Linked DNA regions of Homo sapiens: regions 1, 3 and 4 are each linked to region 2. The links are chromatin loops, found by intact Hi-C in ENCODE. Cell type or tissue: HCT116. All regions are shown on one strand. Links, peaks and the distances in the headings refer to the core of each region. The heading gives the core; the rest is flanking DNA.

Region 1 (8,169 bases), core at 2,058-7,057, 160 kb after region 2:
TCTGTTTGAAAGAAGGTCTGATAACCCGGGAATTTCAGAATTAAGAATGGACATGACAAAGGAATATAGATTCCTAAAGGGCATGTATGTCTGCCAGGGCCCTTTCAGTTTCATAAAAGCAAGGAGACTTGCAGGGCGGGAGATCAGAACTCTCCCTTGAAGATGAAGCGCACAGTCTTACTTCCTGCACTCAGAGGCAGTTAAACATCCGGAGGGCAAGTGGACCGAGGGAATGACAGACTCCAGAAAGCAGCCCTGACCAAGTGGGAGAGGCCCTCCAGGGCAGCGACTCTCAGCATGAGGGCATGGATTCTCACACCCGCCAGCACTGGGGCAAATGCTTGGCGTCTTTGGTGGAGGCAAGCATTTCATAATCCTCCTTGTTTGATTTTTATTTCATTTCTTTTGAGATTGACATTAAAGAGTAGCTGTGTGACTTTTGATACATGCACAGTTGTACAATTGCATCTGAACCTTTTTGTGTGATGTCCCTCCCTCCCCCACCTTCCTCCCTAGTGCCTAAAGGTAGAAGGACAGAGGTGGAGCTATCCCAAGTAAAGCCGGTTCTCAGGCTCTGTGCAGTCCCTTCAGGGGACCTGTGATAAAGTGGAGTCGGCACAAATCAAGGCTTGTACATGTAAGATTTTATCTTGACCTCAAACTGGGCTGTGGACCTGAGGCAGTGCTGGGAGGCTCTGTAGCAGAAAAGAGTCCTTAGACCTGGCTTTCAGCCAGGGCTCCAGCAGCTTTGCAGAACATGGTTTTGAACATAGCCTTTCACTGCTGTGAGCCTCAGTTTCCCTCTGTAAAATAAAGATAATCATATCTCCATCATACAACTGTTGTGTGGCTAAATGAGATGTGAGCGATGTAACTGGTGATGTCCTATACAAATACTGATGGTGCTGGAGGTAAGACATTTATTGTCATTCAATAAACGTCTCTCTCCCACACAGAAATGGAAGGAGCTGTTTTTATAGGGACTCTTGCCTCTTCCTCACTACTCTCTCATCCTCTTTCCTGTAAGCCTTTATCTCAGTTCTGTTCCTTGGGAGATAGCGTTCATTTTTTTCTTCTCCTCTTTGCCTTTTATTCCCCCATGCTTCACCAAAACAGAAGGAAATTGTCTGTTTTCTGTTGCTGTGATTGAATACCTGAGACTGGGTAATCTATTAAGGAAACCATTGTTTCTTCCAGTTTTGGAGGCAGGAAGTCCAAGGCCAAGGGGTCATAGCTGGTGAGGGCCTTTTTGCTGGTGGGGACTCTGCAGAGTTTTGAGGCGGTGCAGGGCATCACATTGCAAGGAGGCTCACGAGAGACAGCCAGACTGACTTTTAAAACAGACTCCCTCTTGTGATAACAAACCTCCTCCCGAGATAACTCATTAATCCATGAATGGATTAATCCATTTGTGAGAGCAGAGCCCTCATGATCCAATCACCTCCCAAAGATCCCACCTCTCAACACTGCTGCATTTGAGGACCAAGTTTCCAACACATAAAGTTTGGGGGACACATTCAAACCACAGTGGAAACCAACATGTGAAATGGAAAAGTGTTGACAGAAGTAAGTAAATGTGGGAGCCAGGTTAGCATCTGACCACAGACAACACCAGCCAGGCCTGCACGGACAGAGGTGGCCCTGGAATATCACCAAATCCAATCCCCTCACTCTAAGAGTCTTCTTTTCACACAGTTTGTTCAGTGTTCTTGAAGACTCTAAGCTGTTTGGCTGGGGCTGGCTGCAGCTTTACTTAATGGTGACCCAGGACCATGATCCAAGTGTTTTTCTCTGATTCTGGGGGAAGATTTGTGTTCTTTGTGAGTCCTGAGAAGATCTTGGATTGGGTCATCAGCATCCAGTATTCCTTTTAAATCCCTGGTGTGTGGAGCAGCCCATGAGAAAGAGGGAAGAAAATAGGGCTTCTTAAACTTGAGCTGCTTGGGAAGACACCTTGCTGGGCTCCTTCCCAGAAATGCTGATTCAGCAGGTCTGGGTGTGACCTAAAAGTCTGCATTTCTCACATGCTCCTGGGGGATACTGATCCTGCTGGCCTGGGACCAGACATCATTGGAGAATCCAAGGCTACAAGGCAGAGGTTGGCAAATTACAGTCCAGCAGCCAAGTCCAGCCAGAACACAGTTGCTCCCATTCATTTACATATTGTTTATGGCTGCTTTCATGCTACAGTGGCAGAACTGAGTAGTTGTGGCAGAGATCATGTGGCCCACAAAGCCAAAAATATTTACTATTTGGCCTTTTTTTTTTTTTTTTTTTTTAAATTGAGATGGAGTCTCACTCTGTCGCCAGGCTGGAATGCAGTGGTGCAATCTTGGCTCACTGCAACCTCCGCCTCCCAGGTTCAAATAATTCTCCTGCCTTAGCCTCCTGAGTAGCTAGGACTACAGGTGTGTGCCACCACGCCCAGCTAATTTTTGTATTTTTAGCAGAGACGGGGTTTCACCATGTTGGTTGGGATGGTCTCGATCTCTTGACCTTGTGATCTGCCCGCCTCGGCCTCCTAAAGTGCTGGGATTACAGGTGTAAGCCACCGTGCCCGGCCTGGCCTTTTACAGTAAAAGCATGCCAACCTCTGCTCTTGAGGTTCCTCAGCACCCTTAGCCCAGTAGTTCTAATTACAGGCATGGGACACCTCCCATTCCTTTCTTTCACTGACTGAGTACCCTAGGGCCACTACTGTTAAGAAACCAACTCTGCTAAGCATTAAATCATGTTCTCTGGAAGAAAAAACATGAGACTGATATCACTGCTTTTACCTCTATCTTTGCCGATCACAAAACACCTTAAGACCCTGCAGCAACCTAGGTGGTGCTGTACCCATCTTGTGAAGGTACAAACCAAGGCTCAGGAAAATAGTTATGTCTGTGGTCACACAGCAAATTAGTGACAAACCCAGGTCTCCCAGGCTTTGCACCTAACACACTACCTATTGTATATAAGGCAAAATTGGATGGTACTTTGTATATTGGTCATCTAATTCTGTGTAACAAATTACCCCTAAATGTAATAGCCTAAAGCAGCAGAAGACATTTGTTATCACTCACGGTGTCTGTACATAAGGAATTCAGGATCAACGTGGCTGAGCAGTTCTGGCTCAGGTGTTTTCCTAAGGTTCCATCAGATGTCTGCCAGAGCTGCAGTCACTTAAAGTTTAACTGGGGCTGAAGAATCCACTTCCAAGGATTCAGCTTGGAGAATCAGCTTCACTCACGTGGCTGGCAAGTTGGTGCTGGCTATTGGTGGGAAACTTCATTTCTGTTCCATGTTGACCTCCCTGCAAGGCTGCTTGAGTGTCCTCACAATATGGATGCTATCTCCTTTTTATGACACAGCCTCCCAAGTCACATAGCATAATTTCTGCCACATTCTGTTCATCAAAAGCAAGTCAGTAAGTCCAGCTTACCTTCAAGAAGAGCATCAAAGAATTTGTGGGCATATCTTAAAGCCAGCCCAGTAGGTCAATTTCCATTCCATTGCCTGCTGGGAAAATCAGGGTCCTGTGGTGTTGTCACAGTGCCGGTCTTTAGTTGATCGTAGAACGTGAGACTAAAGTCCTAAGCAAGAATAAGGTAATTCACAAATTACTAGCAACATCTAGGCCTCAAGTTTTGTTCTGTTCTGGAATAGAGTACCCAAAGGAATCTTACACAGTTGGACTTCAGAAAAGGTCAGAGAGGACCGGAAGGAGATGCCCATCTTCATGCTGTGTTTGAAAACAGAAAGACGACCACATGGTTTGAAATCCTCCCAGGCAATCCAGACATGCTTCTGCTAAGGGCCAGCTCTCCATTCCCAATTAAAAACTATCTTTCTAGCCCAGAGGCCAAGTGCCTTGTTGGAGAAAGCAGCAAGGCCTGAAGCCCTTCGGTTGTGCTTGTTGATGCTCCACACAGTTCCCCTATAAAGTATTAAACATACTTCAGTAAGAACTCTGCAGGGGTAGGCCGGGCGCGGTGGCTCATGCCTGTAATCCCAGCACTTTGGGAGGCCGAGGCGGGCGGATCATGAGGTCAGGAGATCAAGACCATCCTGGCTAACACAGAGAAACCCCATCTCTACTAAAAATACAAAAAATTAGCCAGGTGATGTGGCTGGCGCCTGTAGTCCCAGCTACTCGGGAGGCTGAGGCAGGAGAATGGCGTGAACCCGGGAGGCAGAGCTTGCAGTCAGCCAAGATCGCACCACTGCACTCCAGCCTGGGCGACAGAGTGAGACTCCATCTCAAAAAATAAATAAATAAATAAAAAGAACTTTGCAGGGGTAGAAGGAGGAGGCTGTGAATTTGTGGATTAAATTTGCCCTTCCAAGTCTTTGTATTAATTCATCCTTATCTCAGCCAGCTGATTGCATTTCTTGTCAGATCTGTTTCCAGGCAACGTCTGGTACTAATGGGTGAGAGTCCAGTTTATTCTTCCATGCCCTGCCACCTCTGTGCAAGGCGTTGTAAGTGTAGGAACTCATCCAGACAGTAAACTCTGATCTCTCGCCATTCAACAGGGTCCGGTTGTATCACCTTAGTCTTCATAAGCAGTGTTTGGATACCCTCTAGTGGATAAGTGAAGATGGTCGCCATGCTTGCTAAACAGAAGGGCTCCGAACCTGGGATGAGAGTGGAGGTGACTGGCTTGAAGAGCCCCTGTGACTCTGGAAAGCAAATGTAGGGAGAGGTCAGCTTGAGGATAATGTAACTCCTTGATGCTCCAGGAAAGAGGTATACTCTTCCGTTGTATAATCTTCTCTGGCTTGATATATTTAATAACCTGATTTGGAAAACAGGTAACAAAAACATCAGTACACATATATGTGCATGTGTGTATATTTCCTAGTGCAGAGAGTGTGTGTGGTTGTAAACAGGAATTGGCAAACTTTTTCTATAAAGGGCCAGATAGTAAATATTTCAGGCTATGTAGCCAGGAGGCCACATATTCTGTTGTAGTGTGAAAACAGCCATAGATAATACATTCATGAATAAGCATGGCTGTGTTCATTGACTATACAAAACAGACAGTGAGCCGCATGTGGCCCTGGGCCAAAGTTTGCCAACCCCTGGTGAAAAAGAAAGAACTGAATTGTGTTTGTCTCTTGCACTAGATGGCGAATTCCTCCTGTGCAGGGACCCAAGCCTCATTCACCTTTGTACCCTGGGCACTCAGTATTGTGCCTACCATGTGGCAGGTGCCCATAGCCTATTTACTGACTCAATATGGCTCCTGTGTCAAACTCTGTAATATATCACCTTTCTTGCAAGATTTCTTGGAATTCATTGAATTAAGAGCAGCATGCTCTCTAACTTAGATGTTTAAGCCATCAGAGCAAATAGGATTAGTTGCCATCCTGTTTTCCATGTACTTGTCCTTCACCAAGATGCCATGTGAAAGACCAGCACTTCAAAAGGCCTTGTCGTGATCAGCCCTGTTCAGCCTGAAGATGGCACTACCTAGTGGCCCAACAGTGGTGGGCAGCTGCCGGGCATCTTGTTTTGCAGACGTGACAGTGGATTTGCATAGAGGCTTCTGTTGCCTTTACTAGAATCTCCATATGCCCAGAACCTTGCACGTGAGAAGGGACTGGCTGGTGGCATTCCAGGTAATGTCCTATCCCTAAGAACACGGCAGGAGCCAGCTTCTCTGTCTCAAACACCAGCCTATTCCTCTAAGGCAGGCTTATGGTCTGCCAAACTGCTCTTTTTTTTAAGGTATTAATCACAATAGCAACTATCCTTTGTAGAGTATATTGTCTTATGTGGATTTTAGAAAATATGTATTATCTCTATTTATTGATGAAGAAACTGAGGCACAGAAGAGTTAAATTACTTACGGCATGATGTTGATGTGTAGTACAGTTTAAAAACTTGAGGCCAGGTGTGGTGGCTCACACCTGTAATCCCAGCACTTTGGGAGGCCGAGGCAGGTGGATCACCTGAGGTCAGGAGTTCAAGACCAGCCTGGCCAACATGGCGAAACCCCCTCTCTAATAAAAATTTAAAAATCAGCCAGGTGTGGTGTCATGTGCTTTTGATCCCAGCTACTCTGGAGGCTGAAGCAGAAGAATCACTTGAACCCAGGGGTCGGAGGTTGCAGTGAGCCAAGGTTGCCGCTGCACTCTAGCCTGGGCGACAGAGCAAGACTCTGTCTCAAAAAAAATAAATAAACTTGGACTAAGTTTTTTAACTCACTGTGCCTTGGTTTTCCTATCTATAAAATCATCATGATAAAACCTATTTTAAGGCTGGGCATGGTGGCTCACGCCTGTAATCCCAGCACTTTGGGAGGCTGAGGTGGGCGGATCACCTGAGGTCAGGAGTTTGAGACCAGCCTGGCCAACATGGGGAAACCCCGTCTCTACTAAAAACATAAAAATTAGCTGGGCGTGGTGGCATGCGCTTGTAATCCCAGCTACTCAGGAGGCTGAGGCAGGAGAATCGCTTGAACCCAGGAGGCGGAGGTTGCAGTGAGCCAAGATCGCACCACTGCAGTCCAGCGTAGGCAACAGAATGAGACTCCATCTCAAAAAAACCCAAAAAACAAAAACCTATTTTAGGGGGCTAGCTGTGTGGGTCAAATGAGGTAAGGTACAAGAAGTGTTTCCTTATTCCATAGTAGATATTATACTGTTACCAGGGGCTTGGGTACATAGGTCCTCGATAAATATTGGTTGAATAGATGAAAGCAATTTGCCTAGTCACACAGGTGGTAAGAATTCAAAGCCCAGCTCTTCCTACCAGGCCAGATGGCCTTGATTATACCATTTAACCAAACAGGAACAGGGGCATGCTAACCATGGTATTGAGGTGGACCGTGTGGCATTCAGGTGTCCACACAGGGCAGGGAAGACAGAGCTTCAGGGTTACACATTCACAGTTCACTTAGCCTGACATCGTGTTGGCATTATTACTCATGAGAGAGCTCTCAAGCTCAGTCCATACATGCAGGGAGCTGGAAGTAGACTTCTTGGCTCCACACAAGTGTAAAAAGCTTCAGTTACAGAGAAAAGTAGGTTTTTTACCTGAGAAAGAGGAGAGCTGTTTCTCCTAAGAGCCATTGTAAACCCTGGCAATAATATTAGCATAGTAGTAATAATTGACACAGCACCTCGCAAGCACTCTTGTGCATACATTGATTAACTCATTTTGTCCTCCCACACCCTAGGAGGGAAGCCTCTGTATCCCCATTTTACAGTTGAGGAAACTGAAGCTCAGGTTAGTAACTTGCCCAAGGGCTAATGGAATTCAGGTAGACTGACTCCACAGTAAGGATTTTCCCCACTAAGCAAACTCTGCCTCTCAGTCTGCTATTACCATGTGCGGTAGTGTCACCTCAGCGAGAGAGGAAGGAGAAGGAAGGAACAGGGAATCAAACAATGAAGACTATGGGATAAATAAAAGTAGCACCAGATTGGAAGATGCCGCTGAACGCTAGTTCTGCTTTGACCCCTGACTAGCTCCATGACCCTAGGCTGGTTGCTTCTGAATGTGTCCTGGACTTCTCTTCATTTGTAAGCATCTCTTCATCTGTGAAATGAGTTAATCAATCCAACACTAACATTCTCTGGCCTTCAAACCACTATGGGATAAGTCTTGCCTTTAAGAAAAGGTGCCATCCTTGGAGACTGCTGTCTGATGCCAGGCCTCCTTTGCAAGTGGATTTCCACCTGCAAAGTCTTCATGTGTCAAGTCAAGACCTGCAAAGACCCATGTCACCAGCTGGGGTGTCTGTCTCAGAGATTTGGCATTCCTCCCACCACCCAAATTTTGCCTGGCTAACTCTCATTCACCTATTTGTCTCTCACTTCCTCTGACCTTCCAGACTTGGTTGTGTCCTTGTGCTTTGCATTCTTGTATCACCATAGTTTCTTTTCATAGGATTTATTACAGCTTATAATTAAATGTCAACTGGGGGCAGAGACCATGTCTTTTTTTCCCCATCGTTGCACTGCCATTGAGACCTCAGGTGGTTTGTTTTTGTTTTTGTTTTTGAGACGGAATCTCACCAATCTTGTCACCCAGGCTGGAGTGCAATGGCGTGATCTCAAGTCACTGCAACCCCAGCTTCCCAGGTTCAAGTGATTCTCCTGCCTCAGCCTCTCAGGAAGCTGGGATTACAAGCATGTGCCACCACGCCTGGCTAATTTTTTGTATTTTTAGTAGAG
Region 2 (8,169 bases), core at 1,226-6,225:
ACTGCAGTGGCTCGATCCTAGCCCACTGCAGCCTCCAACTCCTGGGCTGAAGCATTCCTCCTGCCTCAGCTTCTTCCAATAGCTGGGACTTCAGGCATGAGCCACCACACCCAGCTAATTTCTGAATATTTTGTGAAACCAGGGTCTCACCATGTTACCAAGGCTGATCTTGAACTCCTGGCCTCAAGTGATTCTCCTGCCTTGGCCCCCCAAAGTGCTGGGATTATCGGTATAAGCCACCATGCCTGGCCCACTTTTAGCACTGTTCTAAGTGCTTTGCATAGATGAACATTAATAAAAATGTATCACCCCCATATACAGATGGGGAAACTAAGGCACAAAGAGGATAAAGAACGTGTCCAAATAACAGAGATAGTAATTAATGAGGCCACGTTTTGGACCTGGGGAGTTTGGCTTAAAAGTCTGTGTTCTTAACTCTTAGATAAGACTACATTAACTCCTTTGAGTAATGGGTGTTCATAGTTAAGCAAAAGCAAACAATGATGTGAAGGGTTGAAAGTGTAATCATTCAATTCTTTTGCAGACTTTCATAAATGTACTGTGTTCATGCATGCGATATATTTTAAGACAATACTGTTTTAAAACTTTTTTAATAGTTTTAATATTGAACTTTCTGTATCAATATAATCTCCTACATCATTCTACATATCTGCATCATTTTCTATGACTCTTCCTTAGTTTATTACAGATAAATGTTTGTTTTCTTTTTATTATAATAACTGGTGCAGAAAACATTCTTGCACATGGATTTCTGCTCATTTATATGAGTGAATCTACATCATAAAATCCTGGAAGCGGAATTGCTGGCTCAAAGGTATGTGTGTTCTATACTTTAATGGAAACCGCCAAATCCCCCTTCACAAAGATGGCTGCAATTTATGCTTCTGACCTCACTTTCTGTTCCTAATTACCTCTACAGCCTCTATTAGGGAATTCTTTATAATAACCAGAGACCTAAATTGAACCAAATAAGTCCCAGAAATGTGAGCCTTTGTACTTAATAATTTATGTCTCTCCTGTCAGTTTCACTGTAAAAAATAAAATTTTTTGTTATTCAAAACTACAATTGTGTTAAAGCAGCCATCTTACTATATAGTTGTAATAGTTGGTACTGAAAGTTTTTTTTTTTTTTTTTTTGAGACAGGGTCTTGCTCTGTCACTCAGGCTGGAGTGCAATGGCACAATCTTGGCTCACTGCAACCTCCACTTCCCAGGTTCAAGCAATTCTGCCTCAGCCTCCCAAGTAGCTAGGATTACAGGCACCCGCCATCACGCCCAGCTAGTTTTTTGTATTTTTAGTAGAGACGGGGTTTCACCATGTTGGTCAGGCTGGTCTTGAACTCCTGACCTCAGGTGATCTACTCACCTCGGCCTCCCAAAGTGCGGGGATCACAGGTGTAAGCCACCGCACCTGGCCTTGAAAGTTTTTATAGTCACAGAAATGTTCATGTAAATGAGATGTTTATAACGAATGTTAAAACAAGAAACATTTTTTTAATCACAAATTCACTATTTATTCAAAACCTCTTCAAGCTGTTGTCAAAACAAGCTGAAATGGGGGTAAGATGCTTTTCTGGGAGAGTTCCAGGTTCTAATTAACTATGACCCTTGCCCACTAGAGGTCGCTCTTCGTGAATAACTTCCCTAGGCAGTTGGCATGCTGTGAAAGACATCACTATTCCTATGGCATTTTGGTCAAGTTTTTAGAAGAACACGTATTTCTTATGAACTAAACTAAATTTGTACTAGAAAGCGCCCAGTGTCTACGTTTCACTTTGACTTTTAAACTCAAAACAGACCACAATTTCTTCTTGTTATTCCAATAAAACTTTATTTACAAATATAGACAGTGGGTCAGATTTGGCTTGAAGTCTGTCAATCCCTAGGTTAGCAGGCAAATTTTTTAAACAGGAAAAATAGAGTTGATGCGGCCTTTCTCTGCAAGGGGACAAAGCCTGGGAAATAGAGGTCTGGAGCAAAATGTGAGTCCCCAGAATACAAAGGATACAAATGAAGAGATGCATAGGGTCAGGTATGGGGCCAGGGGCATGGAGCTTCTACGCCCTCCCTGGGCACGCCAGCCTCCGGGGACCTCCATGTGTTCAGCTATCCGGAAACTCCCAGACCACACATTTTGACATACAGCAGCTTTACTTTCACTGCTGGCCTGTGTCCACCTAGATGTCTGGGGGACTTTTGTTGCTTCTTGATCTCTTTCTCTTCCTTGATGTCGGAGACCCACTTATGAACATCTTTACTAAATTTCTGTTTTCTTCTGTCTCTCATTCTGACACTGACATTCTGACAAAAGCAAAAACACTTGCTTCCTGCTTTCTGCTTTTAGGAAAGATTCCAGGAACACACCTGGGAAATACTTTTAAAGGAGGCAGTTTCAGCAAGGAGAGTGGTAGGAAAGATAAAACCTCTTTGCATCCTAATCTTTCTGGTTTGCTTGTCTGTTATCTTTGGAGACAGCATAATTTTCACTAGGATGCTGTGTAATCATGAAGCTAATGAAATGTAAGCTTCAAGACCCTCACTTGTGTAAATCCTTTCTAAGGCCCTGTACCAAACTTTGTTTTCATAGATTTTTATTTTTCTTAAAGTCATAACCCCCTAAAACTAGTCCATCTCTAGTTTCAGAACTTTGGAGTCAGGTGGGGGTTCAAATTTTAGACCTGTGTGAACTTGGGGAGCTAACTTCCCCCTAGGCCTTAATTTTCTTTTCTGTAAATAGTATCTTTTATCTTGGGTTTCTTGAGAAGTCAGAAAACATGTCATTTGCTTTTCCCAATTCCCTGAACATATTAGGGGACTTCATGATGGAAAGAACCCAGAGAGAAAATGACAAATCCATATTTGGATGGAATTGCTTGGGACCTTTGTGGGGAGATGTGCAGGAAGCAAGAGGACACTCTGGACAACAGATCAAAAGGGGATGAGGAGCAGAGATGTTGGGTGAGGCCAGTGTCCAGGCAGTTACTGAAGCCAGAGTTGGGTGAAGGAAGTATCTGTGTGGCAGGAAGGAAGAAGCGGGAGTCTAAGCCCAGCACAGTGTCCAGGGTGAGGCCTGAACTTCAGAAGTTCACATTTCATTTCTTGCGGGTAATTTATGAATCTTGCATCCCATTGCTCAGGACTTACTCATTCAGGACTCTGTTCTCATTGATCCTGCCGTCCTAAGTGTGACAACCGTTTGAAATTAATTATTGCAATACCCAGGATAATCACTTGAGGGCAGCACTGCGCAAGGGTTATTCAACCAACAACGTTCATTTAACAGATACTTATTGAGGACATGTCGTGTGCTAAGCAAAGTTGTAACTAGGGTCAAGGAAAGCTTTCCTGAGGAAGTGACCCTCGACCCATGTAGCAGGATGGGGTGGAATTAAATAGGGAAGGAAGAGGTGTTCCAGGTAAAGGTAGCAGCATGTGCTAAGGCTCTGTGATGGCAGAAAGCCTGGGAGTGGGGGAAGAAGGGACAGTGCCGTGGTAGCTGGAAAAGTGAGTGGGATGTGGATGCAGATCGGGATTACAGCTCAGTTTCTGGAGCCTATTAACATTTTCTGAGCGGTTACTATGTGTCGGGCCCTTTCCTATAACTTATTTCAGGGAAGGTGGTAATAGTCCCATTTTACAAAGGCACAGAGGTATGGCTACCACCAGTCTTTCTTCAAGGCACCTCTCCTTCCCAGAGCATCCTTGTCTCCACTGGACACTTAGTCCTACCTTTCCTTCAACACATGGGTCAATTGTGGCTTCAAGTTGAATATCTTACTGATCATTTTGTGCATACAACGTGTTCTGGTGACTGGGCAGTTCTCCCTAAGCCAGAGGTTCTACTGATACTGTGTGTCCTCAGTATCTAGCCCACAGATGACCACTAGGGGATGCTCTGTTCCAGTTGGTTCCTGTCTGGAAATAGGCACATGACATGGCGATTTGGCAGAACAAATGACATAGTGATGTAGTAGATCTTGGCTCCACTTCATCCCTCCCTGAATCCATGCATTTTGCCACAAGACTTTACAGGCTTTACAGACACGGTATATCTCCCAGGCCCTCAAATCTGGCTTTGCTCTTGTGACTTGCTTTGCCAATGCAGTGTGGCAGGAGTGATGGTGTGCCAGATGCAAGCAATATATATATTTATCAACTCGACTTTCTCCTATACTTTTGCTCTATTTAGTCTCATTTTGAAGGAGATAAAATATGAATTCTATTTTAAATATTTTTATTGCATACAATAGCTCAAATTCATTTCTTTTTATCTGCTGTCTTACTTTCCATTATATGAATAAATCCCATTCTAGTTATTCATTTCCCTATTGATGGGATTTAGGTTGTTTGAAGGTTCTCTTTTTTTTTTTACTAATAAAGAAACAAAATGGGAAATATTTCTGTGCATGCCTCTTGTGTACCTAAGTGAGACTTTCTCATGGGTATATACTAGGAAGCCATGGGATACTCACATCTTCAAATTTACTAAAATATTACTAAATTGCTTTTCAAAGAACTTGGACCAATCTATTCTCCCACCATTATTAGTATAGAAGAATTCTCATTTCTCCACATTTGGCATCACCTGGTGTTGCCATACTAATTTGTGTAGGTTTTTGCCAATCTGATAGGTCTGAAATGGTATCTGGTTGATATTTTAATGTTCATTTCCCTGATTTCCAAAGATGTTGAGCTTCTTTCCTTGTGTTCGTTGGCCTTCCAATTTCCTTTTGTGAGTTGACTGTGCATTTCCTCTGTTTTCCTTTTCTTTTCTTCTTCCTTTTTTTTTTTTTTTTGAGTTGACTTGCTCCTGAAAGTCTGTCCTTACATAATCTTAATATTTTATATTATATATAATGTATGCTTGTATATTATATAAAGATAATATATTAAAGACTATAATATAGTATATGCAATACATTTAAAATATATATCCTTTGTATATTTGGTTGCTTATATGCACTGCAAAGATCTTCCAGTATTTTATAACAGTTTTATTGAGATGTAGTTCATATATCATACAATTCAACCATTGAAAGTGTACGATGGGTTTTTGTTACAATTTTAGAACATTTTCACCAACTTGAAAAAAAAAAACCTTCACCTTTTGGCTATCATTTCCCTATTCCCCCATCCCCAACCCTAAGCAACCACCAACCTACCTTCTGTCTCTATCAATTTGCCTATTCTGGACATATAAATGGAATCATATAATATGTGGTCTATTGTGACTGGCTTCTTTCATTTAGCCTAATTTTTCAAGGTTTATCCATGTTGTAGTATGTATCAGAACTCCATTCCTTTTTATGACCAAATAATATTCCATCGTAGGGATATGCTACATTGTTTTCCCATTCATCAGTTGAAGTAATGTTTACTGAAAAATGTAACTGAAATTCAAAACTGTTTTTAATAGCATCTGATTTCTACTCATCTGATCTGATTGCTTACCCCTGACCTCTCCTCACACATAAATAAAGTTGGTTTTGTTTGTTTTGTTTTGTTTTTACCATGATGATCAAAAAGTTTCTGACTGGCTTTGAACTGTACTTCATTGGTGAAAATCCTCCATTCCAATCCCTATAATTAAAGAGGTAGGCCTGGGGACCCTTGTTATCCTGTGTGGCCTGGGATCAAGAGCATCAGCATCACCTGAAGCTCGTTAGAAACTCACTCTCGTCTCGCAGACCTGTCTGGATTAGACTCTGAACTTGAAGGAGATCCCCAGGTGAGTCCTGTGCCCATTTGCTTTGACAAGCTCCGCCCTGGACCACTCTTTCTCACCCGGGTGAGTGTTGAAATCACCTGGAAGCCTTTGGGAACAATGCCAAGGACCTGCCCGCCTTTCCGAGATTCTGATTTCACTGCTCTAGAGTGGGTCCCAGACTTAGAGTGTCTCCAGAGCTCCCACGGGATCCCACTGAACAGCCAGACCTGATGCAGAGATCTTTGAGGAGCAATCCCAACTTTTTTCTGTAAACCACTTTCATTTAGGGATGTTTAGTCTACATGATTTAAGCCACCAAATTTGCAATTCTGTTAAGCAAAACTGACTGGTTCTCGGTGAAGGAGCTGCAGGCCCCTTTTTAAAGGGACTGGAGTATGACGGCCAGTACACCTTATGAGTGGGTGTCAAGGCTCTGTTGACAAAGATGGTTTGTGTTTCTAAGAAAACACAGCTGAAGCCCTGTGAAGGGTAGGTTGCCAAGGATGTGCTAGTTTTTCTTGGTTCATTTTCAGTTCTCCGTTTACAAATTTGCTCTGCAAATTTGGAATGGCTACTACTTTAAGCAGCGTTTACCCAAAAGTGACTTCTTCCTTACTCCTGCCAACAGAGTAAATACAATAAGAATGGACATCTTGGGTAGACATCAGGATGTCTCTTTTTAAATAAACCCCATCCTGATCTTATCTTTGCTAAGGAAGCTGTGGCAGCAACAAGCTGTCAAATCAATTTCTCTCCCTTCTCATCCCTCCGACGATTTCCTTGAACGCATGTGTTTCTGTTCCCTGTCACTGGGCTCACACAGCAGTCACCACAGTAACCTTCTCATGGGTGGGGGTGAGGAGTTCAGCATCCACCCTTTGTATCCACAAAAGGCTTTGCCACCTTACTGGGGGGGGTTGCCTATGTTTCCTTGTCATTTACAACCCTGCCCCATTTCTGTTCCAGATAGTGGCACAGTAATGCCCCAGATTGAGGTCACTTCTCTTGGAGTTAAAGGAAACAGGAGAGGGATGCGTGGTGTTTGCACCGTGCATCCTGCCATTATCCAACTCACAGGTATGTGTGTGCATCCTCTGGACTTTCTGGCTATGGTCTTTTCAGCCACCTCAGAGATTGTGTCACCTTGACTTACCGAAAGGAGTGACCACCTGAGAATCAAAGGCCCCGGGGTTCCTGAAATCCACACCAGGAAGGGCACATACAGGTGTCAAATCGCTTCTTGGGGTCTCTCCACAAGCACCTAAATGACTACGCTGTTAACTTGATCTATTTCTCTCATACTGGGCCAGAGAACCCTGCTTTATTTTCCAGATACCTAGTGCTAATTCTCCTGTGTTTGTGACACTTTCCTAATTCCAAATCTGGGATATTTTTCTACTACTTGAGGCAGATTCCTTAGAGGCTTTTAATCTGATAAAGAGTTCTCAAACCTGGGCAATCCAGGGTGTGAGTCTTAGTTTGAGAGAGGACAGACCTCCTTTAACCCAGCAAGTCAGAGATCTTTCGTGGGTGGTGAGTTCTGTGCCCACAGAAGCCAGCATGGCTTGCTTAGCATTACAGTACCCCGGGCCTGCCATGGACAATTACTTCTGGTTTTGATCTTCACTAAAGACTTTTGCTTCATTTTCTGGTACACTGCCTTTCTGATCACATTACAGGTCTGCACCTGCGCGTCTGTGCGCATGTGCGTGTCCTTTGTAAATAACTGCCTGTTCTTTTCTTTCAGCTAGTCCTTGCCTACTCCCCTGCCCTGCCTTTTTTATTTTTTAAACTGGTTTCATTCTTTTAAATCAGATCTCCAATAAATAATCGAGTAACCTGGCCTGAGGTCCCTGCCTCCTGGAGGTGGGAGTATGCACACAATGCTTATTGGCAATTTCCACAGAAGGGCATTGAGCCGCTTGCAATGTGATTTATTTTTCCTCCAGAACAACTGATCGCAACTTCTGAGACATCTCTGATGTCCTTTGCAAACTCCAGCGTGCATGTTCCTGCATGTGCTCTATTGACAAGGATTTGATGTGAACATCATTTCTTTCAACTTTAGTACATGTATCTGCAGAAGAATCTGTGTTCCTGTTGATTCACAGCGCTGACTTCTTCATTGGTTTCTATGACAGCTTTCTGAAACAACAGGCTGGGGTGTGTGTGTATACGTGTGTATGTGTGTGTGTAGAGTAGGAGAGAGAGAACGAGGGGGGAGAGAGAGAAAGAGAGAAACAGGACACCATGGATTGATTTCATTTGATCATTATGCCTAGGTGTCCAAGTCTGTCTGTCACTCTGCTGCATTCCTGTACTATCATGCCTGTCTTCCACTCCCTTTTCTTTTTTTTTTTTCTTTCTTTCTTTCTTTTTTTTTTTTTTTTTTTTTTTTTTGAGACTGAGTCTCACTCTGTCACCCAGGCTGGAGTGCAATG
Region 3 (7,800 bases), core at 956-5,955, 120 kb after region 2:
GCTACTTGGAAGGCTGAGATGGGAGAATTGCTTGAATCCGGGAGGCGGAGGTTGCAGTGAGCCAAGATTGTGCCACTGCATTCCAGCCTGGGCAACAGAGTGAGTGAGACTCTGTCTCAAGAAATAAATAGGCCAGGTGCAGTGACTCACATCTGTAATCCCAGCACTTTGGGAGGCCAAGGCAGGTGGATCACCTGAGGTCAGGAGTTCAAGACCAGCTTGGGCAACATGGAGAAACCTCGTCTCTACTAAAAATACAAAAATTAGCCAGGTGTAGTGGCACACACCTGTAGTCCCAGCTACTCGGGAGGCTGAGGCAGAAGAATCACTTGAACCAGGAGGTAGAGGTTGCTGTGAGCTGATATTGTGCCACTGCACTCTAGCCTGGGTGACAGAGGGAGACTCTGCCTCAATAAATAAACAAACTGTGCTCTGTGAGTAAGCCTGTTCATGTGTCATTCTTCTTTGTGCAGGTGTATCTGTTGTGCAGGTGTATTGGTTGTGCAGGTGTATCTGTAGGTTAGATCCCAGAACTGGGGTTGCAGGATCAAGGGTAAATACATCTCATTTTGGTGGCCACCTCCAGATTTCTCCTCCATGAGAGTCGTGCCCTTTGGTACTCTTATCAGCAGTGACTTGAGAGGCCAGTTTCTCCACAGCCTCACCAACAGGATTGTGAAACGTTTGAATTCTTGCCTATCCCATAGGTGAGAAGTGCCTCATGTTTCTTAACCTGAGTAACATTGATCCAGCCTTACATATCGTGAACAAGGAGCTAAGTGAACTCAGCCTAGTCTGCTTTTCCCTGAATGGCAAGTGTCCTGTGCACATCTGTGTCCAGGTCTTTGTGCTTGCTGTCCCTCTGTCAGGAATGCTCTTCCATTTCACTTTAGACATTTTCACATCCTGTGAGGCTTCCAGATGCCTTCTTCTCTATGAAACGTTTTCCGATTATGCTTTACGCTGCATTTTTGTCCTTCTCCACGTTCCCTCTGGCTTAGTGCTGCTGCCTTGTGTGGCTGCCAGTCACATAGCTGTTGCCCAGAGCCAGGTGGGAGTCTGCAGTCAGGCAGGTCTGGTTTTGAATTCCAGCCTTACCACTTACTATCTCTGGATCCTTGGTCAAATTTCTTCTTGGAGCCTCAGTTTTCTCATCTATAAAATGGGAATGATACTTCTCTAGGAGAAGCCACATAAAGTATGCGGCAGCAGATAGGCATTTAATAAACATCAGCTCCTCGAGGGCAGATCCGTCTTCTTGTTTTCTGCCCTGCCTTCCATGTGCCCTTGCATGCAGTGAATAAAGATATTGTGTCTATTCTTTAAAACACAAAACTGTGGCCAGATGCGGTGGCTCACACCTGTAATCCCAGCACTTTGGGAGGCCGAGGCGAGCGGATCACTCAAGGCCAGGAATTTGAGACCAGCCAGGCCAACATGGTGAAACCCCATCTCTACTAAAACTACAAAAATTAGCTGGGTGTGGTGGTGCACACCTATAATCCCAGCTACTTGGGAGGTTGAGGCAGGAGAATCTCTTGAGCTTGGGAGGCGGAGGTTGTAGTGAGCTGATATCATGCCACTGCAATCCAGCCTGGGTGACAGAGCAAGACTCTGTCTCAAAAAATAAAACAAAATGAAACAAAACAACAAACTTTATAGGAAGTGAATGGTGATTTATTCAGCAATTATTTGAACACATATTTTGTTCCAGGCATAGATCTCAAAACTGAGGATTTAGGCTGGGCACGGTAGCTCATGCCTGTAATCCCAGCCCTTTGGGAGGCCAAGGCAAGTGGATCACCTGAGGTCAGGAGTTCGAGAACAGCCTGAGCAATGTGGTGAAACCCCATCTCTGTTAAAAATACAAAAATTAGCTGGGCATAATGTCGTGCACCTGTAGTCTCAGCTACTCGGGAGGCTGAGACAGGAGAATTGTTTGAATCCAGGAGGCGGAGGTTGCAGTAAGCCAAGATTGCAACACTGTGTTCCAGCCTGGGCAATAAAGCGAGACTCCATCTCAAAAAAAAAAAAAAAAAAAAAAACAAAACAAAACAGCGGAAAGAGAAAATCCCTGTCTTTGTGGAGCTTGCATTCAATTAGGGTGATAGACACCCAATGAATAGAAGTAAATGATTCAGTAGTAAGCATAGATCCAACTATTGTATATCATTTTGTTAAGTTGAGGAACTGTAAGTTCCTTGGGGGCAGGAAGGATGACTGCCCTTCATGGAACCTCTTCAGAGCCTAGTATGATGGAGGAAACCCATACCCACATCTATTAATGTCTCCCCTCTGCTTAAACCCCTAGCAGCTCCTCATGGCCTCCGGGCTATGGTTCAGACTCCTTTCCTGGACTGCAAGGCCCTGTGTGATCCGGGGCCTGCCTTTCTATCTGGCTTTGTTTGTTGCCTGGATATCTATCCACCCTACGTTCCAGCTCCACTGGACCTCCAGTTCCTAAAATGTTCCATGCTGTCTCATCTCTGCTTTATTCTACCTGTTATTCCACTTGCCTGTAATGGTTTCCATGCCCACCTCACCTGGCTAATATCTATATATCCTTTAAATCCTTTTGTTCTGTCTTGGATGTCACTGTCTTCAGGAAACCATCCTTGATTTTCCCACCTCTCAGTCTGTGTTGTGTGCCCCTCCAGCTCTGTGCTCAGTAACAATCAGGACTTCTTTGCTTCAGCCTTTTATTTTTTATTTTTTTTTAAATAAAGATGAGGTCTCACTATGTTGCCCAGGCTGGTCTTGAATTCCTGAGCTCAAGTGATCCTCCCACCTCGGCCTCCCAAAGTGCTGGGATTACAGGCATGAGCTACCACACCTGACCCAGACTTCTACAGCATTATAGGGTAATTGCTGGTTTACTTGTCTGAATCTCCCTAATTGTTCAGCCCCCTCCGGAGTAGGCTTGTCTCTCCCATCTGGTGGTATGTATCTGCAATGAGTACCTGGCACAATGAGTTATGGCTAGACAGATGGATAGTTGAAGCGTAGAATAGGAAGTGGATACATGTTCTGACTTGGCTCTCCTCACTGGGGCCAGCCCAGTCGGAACCTGTTTTCCTTTGTAGGAATCTTGTTTCCCTTTGCCACTCCCTTGAGGCAAGCAACAGGTCCTGCTTCTGGTCCATCACAGGTCTGATGACCCTGGAATGATCACTTACCATTCTGGGGCATTTATTAAATGACCCACTGGGGCTGCAGGATTGCTTAAGTGCAAGAGCTCTGTTGATGTATTCCACAGGAATGGCACCCCTTAGGGTTGTGTAATGTGCCCATGTTGCATTAGATGTTCCATCCAGATCTGAGGTTCCATGGGTGGGGGCCTCCTGCCTCTCTCACCCAGGTTTTCCTCGGGAAGAGCAGTGCCTAATTAAAACCACAAAGGGAAAAACCAGGGCGGCAGACTGTGTGTTATTGTGGCTGATGATGCTTGACATGGCCAGTAGAGGGCAGCAGAGCCGTCCACCATGACCTCCACATTTTCGTTATTGTAAATAAGGGATCCTGAGGATGCCTTCTCCACTCCCTCCCCGTGTGTTTGCTCTCATAGGATGGTTGTTTTTCTGGAAGGTTTGTGGTCTAGCCATTGAACAGAGAGAAAAACATCCCCTTAGGATGTGTTGATGCAAAAAGATGATTTTAGAAAAATTGCCCTCTGGGTTCAAAGAAAGATTACATCATTTCCTCACCTTGAATGTACACAGTCTAGGGATATCTAAACTTTATTTTTTTAATTTATTTATTTTTGAGATGGAGTTTCACTCTTGTTGCCCAGGCTGGAGTGCAGTGGTACAATCTCGGCTCACTGCAACCTCCACCTCCTGGGTTCAAGTGATTCTCCTGCCTCAGCCTCCCAAGTAGCTGGGATTACAGGCGCCCGCCACTGCACCCAGCTAATTTTTGCATTTTTTAGTAGAGGTGGGGTTTCACCATGTTAGCCAGGTTGGTCTCCAACTCCTGACCTCAGGTGATCCACCCACCTATGCCTCCCGAAGTGTTGGGATTACAGGCGTGAGCCACCGTGCCTGGCCTGTACCTAAACTTTTGATGAGGCTATTCTTATCTGTGAACCAACATTTGTGACTAAAGCTCACCTTGGGGAATACAGTGGTAACCTTGCACAGAGAATGCTGTGGCTAGCAGCAGCCCCGTCTGGGGTGGCGCAGACACTCCAGGCTGCTTTGTCTGTCTGAAATCCCAGCAGTGTCATCACAGCATCTTGTGCAAAACATTGATGGTGAAAGATAACAATTTCTTCTATTGCTCACCAGCCTCATTTGGAAAGTTAATTACCAGCTTGTGGAAGTTAAGGAAAGACAAGTTCTTAAACTCAGGGGGATTTGGCATTTTAAAATACAGGTCTGTGGGTGGGAAAATAAGGTTTGTGTGTGGGAAGGATTTGGGAAAATGGACTGAGTGTTAATTTAAGGACTTGAAGTGTTTATGAGGGAACCCTGGATAAGAATAACATTTTAAAAATTGGAGATGATGAGAAACTCAAGCACCAAGGTAAAGAAGTCTGGCTTGTGTTCTTCAACTGGTTTCATGGTCATCAGCAGCAGCCATTGCTCAGAACTCCAACAAAAGCTCTCTAATCTCTTAACTAAAAACTTTTTTTTTTTTTTTGGTTGGGGGTGGGGGGCAGTGGCTGGAGTCTCGTTCTGTCGCTGAGGCTGGAGTGCAGTGGCACAATCTGGGCTCACTGCAACCTCTGCCTCCCAGGTTCAAGCAATTCTATCTCAGCCTCCCCAGTAGCTGGGACTACAGGCTCCCACCACCATGCCCAGCTAATTTTTGCATTTTTGGTAGAGACAGGTTTTGCCATGTTGGCCAGGCTGGTCTCAAACTCCTGATCTCAAGCAATCCACCCGCATTGGCCTCCCTAAGTGCTGGGATTACAGGCGTGAGCCATCACGTCCAGCCCCTAATTAAAAACTCTATATAAATATTTGAGGATCTAAAATACAGAGATACTATAAACATACCCCCCTTTTTTTTTTTTTTTTTTTACTTTCTGAAATCTTTCATTCTCTTTAAAAAATTTCAGAATGAGCACTCTTGGTCTCTTTCCAGGGCGATCCTTGCTAGATATTTTTCTTATATCCAGCTTCTGCTAATTAAATTGAAACAATCCTGACTTCATATTTCACTTGCTCTCCTATCATTCGGCTCCTTATCAGATTGCTGCTTTTTAAAAAAAATTTTGAGACAGGGTTTCACTCTGTCACCCAGGCTGGAGTGCAGTGGTGCGATCTCAGCTCACTGCAGCCTTCTCCTGAGCTCCAGCAATCCTCCCACCTCAGCTTCCCAAGCAGCTGGGACTAGGGGCATGCGCCACCACACCCAGCTAATATATATATATATATACACGTGTGTATGTGTATATATATGTGTGTGTGTATATACACACACACATATATATACACACACATACATATATATACACACATACACACACACACACATACACACACACATATATATATATATATGTATATATATATATATTTTTTTTTTTTTAGAGACAGGGGTCCAGGCTATGTTGCCCAAGCCGCTCTTGGACTTCTGGGCTCAAATGATCCTCCCACCTCAGCCTCCCAAACAGTTGGGATTATAGACACGAAACACTGTGCCCCGCTCAGATTGCTGCTTCAAATCCCTCTTGGGATCACACCTCAAAGAGTCCTGACGTATTTTCATAGAAAACAGCCCATGGGCCTAGAGCCTGTATTATCATACAGTGTAAGGTGAGAAAATTTCAAGGCACGATTTCCAAATGTTAATTTTTCTTCCTTCTACTCCTTCCTTTTGGAGAAGAATTTAAAAGGGACCATTGGTTTGAATCAATGAAAATATTGGCTTAGGTTACTCTGTATTTTGTAAACTTGTTGAAGTACTTGGTTTAACCATTGAAATGCCAAGATTCTATTTAGCTCAACTGTCTCTACACCAGAGATCAACTTTCCTTTTATAGGAGTCATTGATTCAAGAGGAAAATATAATCTGGTATTAGGTCATTTTTAAGAAAAATAATTTTTTAATTTTTGTGGCTACATAGTAGGTGCTTATGTACCTGGGGTACATGAGATGTTTTGATGCAGGCATGCAGTGCGTAATAATCACATCTTGGAAAATGAGGTATCTATTCCCTCATGCATTTATCCTTTGAGTTACAAATGATTCAGTTATACTCTTCTTTATTTTTAAATTTATAATTAAATTATCATTGACGGTAGTCTTCAAGAAAAATGTACTTGAAACTTAGAAAAAAGTTCAGGAAGATGACTGAGTGCCCTTTTAATATCCTACTAGAACATTGTCTGACAAACCCAGCAAAGATCATCTAATAATCTAGGGGAAAATGTAGCAATGTTTTTCTGCAGACTGCCAGATAGTAAATATTTTGGGCTTTGTAGGCCAAAATATGTACTGTCTGTAGCTACTTAACTCTGCCATCATAGTGTGAAAGCAGCCACGGGTAATACATAACTGAATGGATACAGCCACTGTAGGTGCTGAAAAGGGATGATGCCTTTCTTCTCCATCATAAAAATCATGGCCAGCACCTCTATAACAAAAAGGTTAACAGACAAAAGCATAACACATTTCTTTGATCATACTTTTGCGTGACACAGCAGTCTTCAGATCGAAGACCCAAAGATACAGGGGAAGCTATCCATTTTTATGCTTCAGTTTGATGATGAATGGATAGCTGTGTGGAACTGTGGTTGGACCAAAAGGGTGTGATCTAATGCTAATAGGCTGAGCGGGGGAACCCAGCAAGGGCTGTCTGTTCAGATTCTTCTTGGACTCTCTGCAGCATAATTTCCTTCCAGGTATGGGGCAGGACCCTTTCTGGAATGGGGGTCTTATGAACTACAACCAAACAAGGTCAGTCAGATTATTTCTTTGTGGCCAATTCTTACACAGAAAAGTAGGGGAAATTTTTAGATTTTATGGCTGGCTTTGGGGAAAAGGGTTTTGGTTTCCATGATCTCCATTGGGGAAGAGGGATTCTAATATCTGTGCTTGCCTTTTTGGGGGAAAGGGGGAATGAGGCTGAGAGGCAAGCAGGACAAGGTCAGAGAAAAACTGCTTCTGAGCCCTTACTTTAGGGTATTGTCTTCTGAGCCCTAACACTGTTCCAATAAAACTTTATTTAGAGACACTGAAATTTGGATTTCATAGCATTTTCATATTTCATTTTATGTTATAAAATATTCTTTTAGGCTGGGCACGGTGGTTCACGCCTGTAATCCCAGCACTTTGGGAGGCTGAGGTGGGTGGATCACCTGAGGTCGGGAGTTCAAGACCAGCCTGACCAACATGGAGAAACCCCATCTCTACTAAAAATACAAAAAATTAGCTGGGCGTGGTGGCACATGCCTGTAATCCCATTTACTTGGGAGGCTGAGGCAGGAGAATTGCTTGAACCTGGGAGGCGGAGGTTGTGGTGAGCCGAGATTTTGCCATTGCATTCTAGCCTGGGCAACAAGAGTGAAACTCCATCTCAAAAAAAAAAAAAAATCTTTTAATTTTTTTCAACCATTTAAAAATATAAAAATCATCCTTCACTTGCAGGTCTTATAAAAACAAATGGCTGAGATTAATAAATTGCAAATGATTTTTGTCCAGTTAAGATGGGAAGGATTTCTTATGGCAGAAAAGGAGCATCAGGGGTACTGCTATATGCCAGGTAGGACATTAACCCGGTTTGTTTCTAAGTTTCCAGCCTTATCCCGGCATTCATCTTTCCACAGATTTTTTGCCCTACTTAGGTTTCTG
Region 4 (8,169 bases), core at 1,813-6,812, 290 kb after region 2:
ATGATAGATGTGGAAGATACTATAGCATAGCCTGCCTTTGCTGGTGAGTGGAGATTAGGCTTGGTGGAACTGCCATCAATAAGCTAAGTGTGTTCAGGGTGAGGAACATGAAAGAAAGAAATGTGGGGAAATGGGGTGAACGTCAGGTGGATCAGAGAGAGGCAGTCATGAGGGTCAGGTGTGGTATCCGGAATAATGTGGGAGACTCAACAAAGAGTGAGTACAGCTGAAGGAGCCGGGAAGCAGACAGTATATGTGTCAGGTGTGAGGAAGAAAATAGATTTTGGAAGTTATGAGAACTGTAGAGAGTGAGTTGAGCATAGTTTGTGATTTTAAGGGCCTCTAAAAGTATTAGGGCAGTGGTAGCCGCCATACGCAGACTTGAGGGCTAGGCTAAAACAGTAAGGTCAAGTTGTTTGGATAAAAAGGCTACAGGGTGCGGTCCTGGTCCTTGTGTAAGAATTCTGACCGCACTAAGCATGCCTAGGAAGGAAAGGAGTTGTTGTTTTGTAAGGGATTGAGGTTTGGGAGATTAGTCAGATACGATCAGCAGGGAGAGCACGTGTGTTTTTATGAGAATTATGCCCAGATAGGTAACAGATGGGGATGAAATTTGGGCTTGACTGAAGTAATGGGACCTGTCTGTGAAGCCTTGCGGCAGTACAGCCCAGGTAATTTGCTGAGCCTAATGAGTGTCAGGGTCAGTCCAAGTGAAAGCGAAGAGAGGCTGGGATGAAGGGTGCAAAGGAATAGTAAAGAAAGCGTGTTTGAGATCCAGAACAGAATAATGGGTAGTAGAGGGAGATATTGAGGATAGGAGAGTATATGGGTTTGGCACCACAGGATGGGTAGGCAAAACAATTTGGTTGATAAGGCTCAGATCCTGAACTAACCTGTAAGGCTTGTCTGGTTCGAGGACAGGTGAAATGGGGGAATTGTAAGTAGAGTTTATAGGCTTTAAAAGGCCATGCTGTAGCAGGCGAGTGATAACAGGCTTTAATCTTTTTAAAGCATGCTGTGGGATGGGATATTGGCATTGAGCGGGGTAAGGGTGATTAGGTTTTAATGAGATGGTAAGGGGTCCATGATCGGTCACCAAGGAGGGAGTAGAGGTATATTATACTTGTGGGTTAAGGTGGGGGGATACAAGAGGAGGACGCAAAGGAGGCTTTGGATTGGGAAGAAGGGCAGCAATGAGATGTAGCCTTAGTCCAGGAATAGTCAGGGAAGCAGATAGTTTAGTTAAAGTGTCTCGGCCTAATAAGGGAACTGGGCAGGTGGGGATAACTAAAAAGGAGTGCTTAAAAGAGTATTGTCTAAGTTGGCACCAGATTTGAGGAGTTTTAAGAGGTTTAGAAGCTTGACTGTCAATACCTACAACAGTTATGGAGGCAAGAGAAACAGGCCCTTGAAAAGAAGGTAATGTGGAGTGGGTAGCCTCCGTATTAAGAAGGGGACGGACTTACTCTCCACTGTGAGAGTTACTTAGAGCGTCTGTGATGGTCCTGTAAGCTTCTGAGGCAATCAGGCGGTGTCAGTCTTCAGCTGCTAAGCCGAGAAGATCTGGGAAGGAGTCAGAGAGCCTTCAGCCAGAGTTCCAGGGGCTCTGGGAGTGGCTGCCAGGTGAGTTGAACAGTCCGATTTCCAGTGGGGTCCTGCACAGATGGGACACGGCTTAGGAGGAATCCTGGGCTGCGGGCATTCCTTGGCCTGGTGGCCAGATTTCTGGCACTTGTAGCAAGCTCCTGGGGGAGGCAGTTCTGGATGTACACCTAGCCACTGCGGTTCAGGCGTTTGGAAGTTCTTGTGTGCTGGAGATGTGGCTGGAGTTTGTCTCACAGTGGAGGCAAGGAATTGCAACTCGGAAATATGTTGCTACTTGGCTGCCTCTACTCTATTATTGTACACCTTGAAGGCAAGGTTAAGTAAGTCCTGTTGTGGGGTTTGAGGGCCGGAATTTAATTTTTGGAGCTTTATTTAATGTTGGGAGCAGATTGGGTAATACAATGTATATTGAGAATAAGACGGCCTTTTGACCTTTTAGGATCTAGGGCTATAAAGCATCTCAGGGTTGCTGCCGAACGAGCCATGAACTGGGCTGGGTTTTTATATTTGATGAAGAAGAGCCTAAACGCTCTCTGATTTGGGATAAAGAAAAAGGAGCATTAACCTTGACTATGCCTTTAGCTCCAGCCACTTTTCTAAGAGTAAATTGCTGGGCAGGTTGGGGAGGGCTAGTCACGGAACGAAACTATAAGCTGGACTGGGTGTGAGGAGGGGAGGGGATAAAAGGATTATAGGGTGGAGGAGCGGAGGCTGAGGAAGAATTGAGACCTCGCTTGGCCTGGTGAGGGGAGAGGTCAGATGGGTCTGTAGAAAAGGAAGATTAGACAGACTCAGCGACGCTTGGGGTTGGGACTGGGGACAGGTGGGAGGGAAAGAAGGAAGATTTGGGACGAGTCACATTGGGAACAGAGACTAGGGAGGGACCGATGTGTAAAAGAATGCCTGGACATCAGGCACCTCAGACCATTTGCCTATTTTACGACAAGAATTATTTAGATCTTGTAGGATGGAAAAATTGAAAGTGCCGTTTTCCGGCTATTTGGAACTACTGTCGAGTTTGTATTGGGGTCAAGCGGCATTGCAGAAGAAAATAAGGCATTTAGGTTTTAGGTCAGGAGTGAGTTGAAGAGGTTTTAAGTTCTTAAGAACACGGGCTAAGGGAGAAGAAGGAGGAATGGAAGGTGGAAGCTTGCCCATAGTGAAGGAGGCAAGCCCAGAGAAAGGAGAGTAGAGACACGGAGAAGGGGTGGGGGATTCTTACCCTCCAGAAAAGTGGAAAAGGGGTCAGGGCACGGAAAAAAGGGATGGGGCACAGAGATAAGAGGTTGGGGTTCTTGTCCCTCCTCCAGGAAAGTGGGACTTGCCTCAAAGGGTGAAGGACCAAGGCAGGCGTCCCTGCGTGGTCTGACACCTCTGAAACGTGGGTGAATAATCAGGCGTCCCTGCAATGATTAAACACCAAGGGAAGGCTGCCTTCCCAGTCCATGACCGGCGCCAGAGTTTTAGGTCCATAGATAAAACGTGTCTCCTTTGTCTCTACCAGAAAATGAAAAGAATTGAAATTAAGAGAAGGCAGAGATTGAAGTGTGGCATCAAGATTGAGAGGAGAAAGGTTGAGGAATAGTGAGGGAGGTTGGAGAAGAGAGTAAAAAGAGGCTGCTTACCTGATTTAAAATTGGTGAGATGTTCCTTGGGCTGGTGGGTCTGAGGACCTGAGGTCATAGGTGGATCTTTTTCACGGAGCAAAGAGCAGGAGGACAGGGGATTGATCTCCCAAGGGAGGTCCCCCGATCCGAGTCACAGCACCAAATTTCATGTGCGTCCGTGTGAAGAGACCACCAAACAGGCTTTGTGTGAGCAATAAAGCTTTTAATCACCTGGGTGCAGGCGGGCTGAGTCCGAAAAGGGAGTCAGCGAAGGAAGATGGGGTGGGGCCGTTTTATAAGATTTGGGTAGGTAAAGGAAAATTACAGTCAAAGGGGGGTTCTCTGGCGGGCAGGAGTGGGGGTCACAAGGTGCTCAGTAGGGGAGCTTTTGAGCCAGGATGAGCCAGGAGAAGGAATTTCTCAAGATAATATCATCAGTTAAGGCAGGAACAGGCCATTTTCACTTCTTTTGTGGTGGAATGTCATCAGTTAAGGCAGGAACTGGCCATCTGGATGTGTACGTGCAGGTCACAGGGGATATGATGGCTTAGCTTGGGCTTAGAGGCCTGACAGAAACCACTGACATAAAGGGAGATGCCAGGAACCACTGGGCACCAGGTGGATGGAAAGGGCCCAGGTTGGAGGAGGGCTGGGGAGACAACTGGTGGACTGTTTGGGTTTTATTGCCATATTCTGTGTACATAAAAAACAACATAGGCCGGGTGCGGTGGCTCACGCCTGTAATCTCAGCACTTTGGGAGGCTGAAGCGGGCAGATCACCTGAGGTCGGGAGTTCAAGACCTCAAGACCAGCCTGACCAACATGGTGAAACCCTGTCTCTACTAAAAATACAAAATTAGCTGGGCGTGGTAGTGCATGCCTGTAATCCCAGCTACTCGGGAGGCTGAGGCAGGAGAATCACTTGAACCCAGGAGGCGGAGAGGTTGTGATGAGGCGAGATTGCACCATTGCACTCCAGCCTGGGCAAAAAGAGCGAAACTCCTTCTCAAAAAAATAAAATAAAAATAAAATAAAAAATACTCCACGTAGAGTTATGCAAAAAAGGAAATGTTACCACAGCATGAAGTGTGCCGCTTGGCTCAGTTGTGAATAGTGATAACAGCCAGAATAATGGTCACGCGGAATACTGATTTAACCGAAACTGTGACAAACCTCATCAGCCGGGCAGGGATGCGTGTGGAGCGAGCCGCTGGCCAAGTGCTGCCAGATGCCCCAAGTGACCCAGAGAAATGGTCATCTGGATTTCCACGCTAAACATTTCCCGATTTTTAAATGCTGCCAAGTATCTTTTCAAAGATACACTTCAGGCCAAACACACCTGCTGGGGGCTAGCTGAAGCAGCCAGCCCCAGTTTGCGATCCTGCCCAGGAGGGCCCTCAAGCGCTTGCCCCAGGGTCTTGGCAGTTCTCCGGAAAGTCGGGGCCCCGCCGGTCTGGCAGATGCTTCCTAGCGAACCCAGGGGCAGCGCGCTGGGCGGAGGCCCTCCCTGGGGAGCCCCCGGGGTCCCCGGCCAACAGCTGTGCCTGCTGCCACACCTCCCAGCTGGACACAGCTCTCCTGTAGCGAAAACAAAACCCACCAAGCAGGTGGCTGCAGGAGCCCGCGCGCAACGCGCCCGCTCCTGGCCGCGCACGCCCCCTGGCGGCCATCGGGAAGCATCGCCGCCGCGTTCCTTGGGGAGAGCCACGCCTCTGGGAAAGCTAAGAACTGTTCACATTAGAAGCATCCACTTGCACGGTTTTTTTGTTGCTGTTTTTTGGGGGGTTTTGTTGTTGTTGTTTTGTGGGTTTCTTTTTCTTTTTGAGACAGAGTCTAACTCTGTCACCCAGGCTGGAGTCCAGTGGCGGCACGATCTCGGCTCACTGCAACCTCCAACTCCCAGGTTCAAGCAATTCTCTTGCCTCAGCCTACCCAGTAGCTGGGATTACAGGCGCCCACCGCCACGCCCGGCTAATTTTTGTATTTTAGTAGAGACGGGGTTTCACCATGTTGGCCAGGCTGGTCTCAAACTCCTGACCTCATGATCCGCCCACCTCGGCCTCTCAAAGTGCTAGGATTACAGGCGTGAGCCACCGCGCCCGGCCTGCACGTTTTATTTGAACCTCAGGTACACAGATTAATCATCATCCTGAGTTCATAACACTCTTACACTCTAATCATGGTCCATGCATGGCCTCCTTCCTCCCTCCTTCCCTATTTTTTGTTTATAGTCAGCACTGAAGCTAGTCGTGACAACCTGCATTCAACTGTAACAATATGCTTCTTCAGTTCATCACCCTCCCATCTTTTTCCTCCCAAGGTAACCTCCCAAATCCCCCATTGATCACGGGCTTGCATTTCTTGTAATCTTGGTAGTTTATAATTAAATGGAAAAGATACCACACTGTATGTAATCTTTCAGGACTTTATTCACTTACCATTATGCAACATGTTACATCCTCTTGGCCTCACCTATCCCTTGATCCAGCCACCACTGCAGTGCTAGCCCTGCAAGGCCTACGACCATGTCATGCCAGCATAACCTGATAGCTGTGATTTGGGCCTTCAACTGTCACCTTGGCGCTTTCCTGTGGACACTGCCATGGGACCTGCTCAGCGGCCACACAGTGCAACTTGCAAGTGCTGCAGGGGAATTCACTCCCTGTGAGGTAACACTGACCAATGGGACACAGGAACCAGTGCGTGCATTCTTCCTCCTCCTCTCCTGGACCAGACCACCCTGAGGCACATTTTACACAGCTTCTCAGAGGACAGTCCTGTGGAATCGAGCAACCAATCACACAGTGGTGGCTAACTCAGTAATATCCTCATATTGGCTCACTCTCCTTCCCTGGTTCACTCATGATGATGGCTCAGCGGGCCACGTGGATACAAGCTGAAAATGTGTGCTGGCTGCACTAATAGTGTTATTTCAGGGGTAGCCTTGAAAGACAGCAGTGAAAGGAAACACTCCCAATGGGCAAAGCTCTGGGCAGTGCATCTGATCATCCGCTGGAAAGAAAATATACAGACTCAGGGAGTGGTGAACGGCTTGGCTGATTGGCCAGGGGACTGGAAAGAGAAAGACCGCAAGGCCCCAGAGGGATGAGTGAGACAAAACGAGTCTTCAGCCACTAAACTTCTCAAACAAGCAAGTCATTTGAACAAGAGGTGGATTTCTTACAAAATGCAAACTCTGAGTAATGAGGCCACTGCATATCAGAAAAAAAGCCCAGAAAAAAACCTGCATAATACATGTTATGACTGAAAGCCAGGTATGGATGGAATGAAAGGGACAGGCAGAGCTGGACTAGCTAGGGGGCTGTAAGGGTGCTCAGAACAGCAGATGACCTGATACAAAACCTGGAGTGGATGTCACAGTTCCTGTGGAGCAAAGATCTAAGTCTCAGCTGATACAACTCAGTCTGGGGCAAACGACAGCAGAGGGACAAGACTTAGATGTGGGGTTGCATCCCCAGATTCATTCCTACCCAGGAGGAAGTCCCAAATATTCCTAAACTTACTACATACTTGCTGTGGTTTTGTGAGGTGGTGTGTTGTGTGTGTGTGTGTGTCTGTGTGTGTGTGTGTTTGCCTGGATTGTGCTTCTCTTTTGCAAGAACCTGTTCACTGGATACATTTATTGTGACCCCTGTTGGTGACTCATATCAGGAGCAGTCAGATGCATGCCCAAGAATGGTGTTTACTCATAAAGCTTGCCAAGCATAACATTTGAAACAATGCCTCTTTCTGGGAGAAGAAAAAGTATTTGGTCTTCTCACACAGGTTTTATACCAACAGAGGTGCTATACAGCGCTTTCTTTTTTTGAGATGGAGTTCCGCTTTTATTGCCCAGCTGGAGTGCAATGGCGTGATCTCAGCTCACCACAACCTCCGCCTCCCAGGTTCAAACGATTCTCCTGCCTCAGCCTCCCGAGTAGCTGGGATTACAGACATGAGCCACCACACCTGGCTAATTTTTTTGTATTTTTACTAGAGACAGGGTTTCTCCATGTTGGTCAGGCTGGTCTTGAACTACCGACCTCAGGTGACCCACCTGCTTCAGCGTCCCAAAGGAGCCACCGTGCCCAGCCTATACAGAGCTTTCTTTAGCTGAACATCCCTGTCTGTCGAATGGATGCTGGGAACTCTACTGTGGATTAGGGAAGCTTCAAAAAGAGTGTGGCCATCTTTTGTTTCAATTGTGCTGACATAATAAAAATGAATGAATGTTTTGCTGCCATCCTACCTGGTACTTGGTTTGCAACCTAGGGTATTGCTAATGCATTATTTTAGATCTCCCTGTGGGGAATGTCAGTTTGCTTTCACGAGCACAGCATATAGCACACTTTTATTGCCCTGAATTTCCCAGTGATGTGGCATCAGTGGGTTGGACAAACCCAGCACAGTGTGAACTGCTGGTGTATGGGCAGGCATTTCCATCATGTCTGCACAAAGAAGACTGCTTTCAGGGCGTTACATGCCACCCAAGCACCACTGACGAAAGACAGGTGGGCCCTGAGCAAGGACAAAACCCAGGCGCTCTGCCTTTCAAGTGGTCATCTTGGGGGCTGTGTCACAGCTCAAATAGATATTTCACAATTAAATAAGGAAAACTTTGTAATAGCCACCAACTACAAAAGAAGAAGAAGGAGGAGGAGGAGGAAGAGGAAGAGGAAGAAGAAGAAGAAGAAGATAGAAGAAGGACAAGGAGGAGAGGAGGAGAGGAGGGGGAGGGGGAGGAGGAGGAGAAAAGAAGAAAAAAGAAAGAAGAAGAAGAAGAAAAGTGGCCCTACAGCAAAATTGGCCGCTGGATGGTACATCCCAAACCTAAGAATATTCCTACAGCTTCCATCCCCCAAGTCATCAGACATGTGGCCACATTTGCCCAAGAGCCTGAACAACAAAGAACCTAAGAATCAGCCCAGACAGCAGTAACAGAAGCCTTGCCCTAGAG

What was found. Hi-C counts contacts between places; a loop is a spot of excess contacts. Peaks named below come from ENCODE experiments on the same cell type or tissue, not always from the same donor. Only the 100,000 strongest peaks of a DNase experiment are listed, where the experiment ranks them.
Region 1: it touches region 2 in a loop (8-fold over the local background); 68 of 110 quality-filtered maps call a loop at or near these places.
Region 3: a loop joins it to region 2, with 9 times the contacts of the local background. A loop is called at or near these places in 47 of 110 quality-filtered maps.
Region 4: it touches region 2 in a loop (11-fold over the local background); 49 of 110 quality-filtered maps call a loop at or near these places.

The regions. Positions count from the first base shown.
Region 1 is chr3:32,335,719-32,343,887 of GRCh38, forward strand. All of the region lies in intron 1 of CMTM8 (CKLF like MARVEL transmembrane domain containing 8), which reads left to right. Among named protein-coding and RNA genes, the nearest start is that of CMTM7, 52 kb to the right of the region's middle. In HCT116, for the core only: CTCF peaks have their summits at 4,558 (motif pointing left) and 5,453 (motif pointing right); a DNase peak (open chromatin) is centred at 4,573.
Region 2 is chr3:32,174,168-32,182,336 of GRCh38, forward strand. No RefSeq gene overlaps it. Among named protein-coding and RNA genes, the nearest start is that of CMTM8, 60 kb to the right of the region's middle. RefSeq lists enhancers at 3,621-3,790, 4,096-4,265 and a cis regulatory region at 3,706. In HCT116, for the core only: CTCF peaks have their summits at 1,636 (motif pointing right), 3,260 (motif pointing right) and 3,888 (motif pointing right); DNase peaks (open chromatin) are centred at 1,644, 3,244 and 3,934; H3K27ac peaks cover 476 bases.
Region 3 is chr3:32,293,434-32,301,233 of GRCh38, forward strand. The region is part of intron 1 of CMTM8 (CKLF like MARVEL transmembrane domain containing 8); the gene reads left to right. Among named protein-coding and RNA genes, the nearest start is that of CMTM8, 59 kb to the left of the region's middle. In HCT116, for the core only: a CTCF peak has its summit at 3,448 (motif pointing right); a DNase peak (open chromatin) is centred at 3,458.
Region 4 is chr3:32,463,132-32,471,300 of GRCh38, forward strand. No RefSeq gene overlaps it. Among named protein-coding and RNA genes, the nearest start is that of CMTM6, 36 kb to the right of the region's middle. RefSeq lists silencers at 4,556-4,625, 5,216-5,325. In HCT116, for the core only: a CTCF peak has its summit at 4,875 (motif pointing left); a DNase peak (open chromatin) is centred at 4,893; H3K4me3 peaks cover 366 bases; H3K27ac peaks cover 1,519 bases.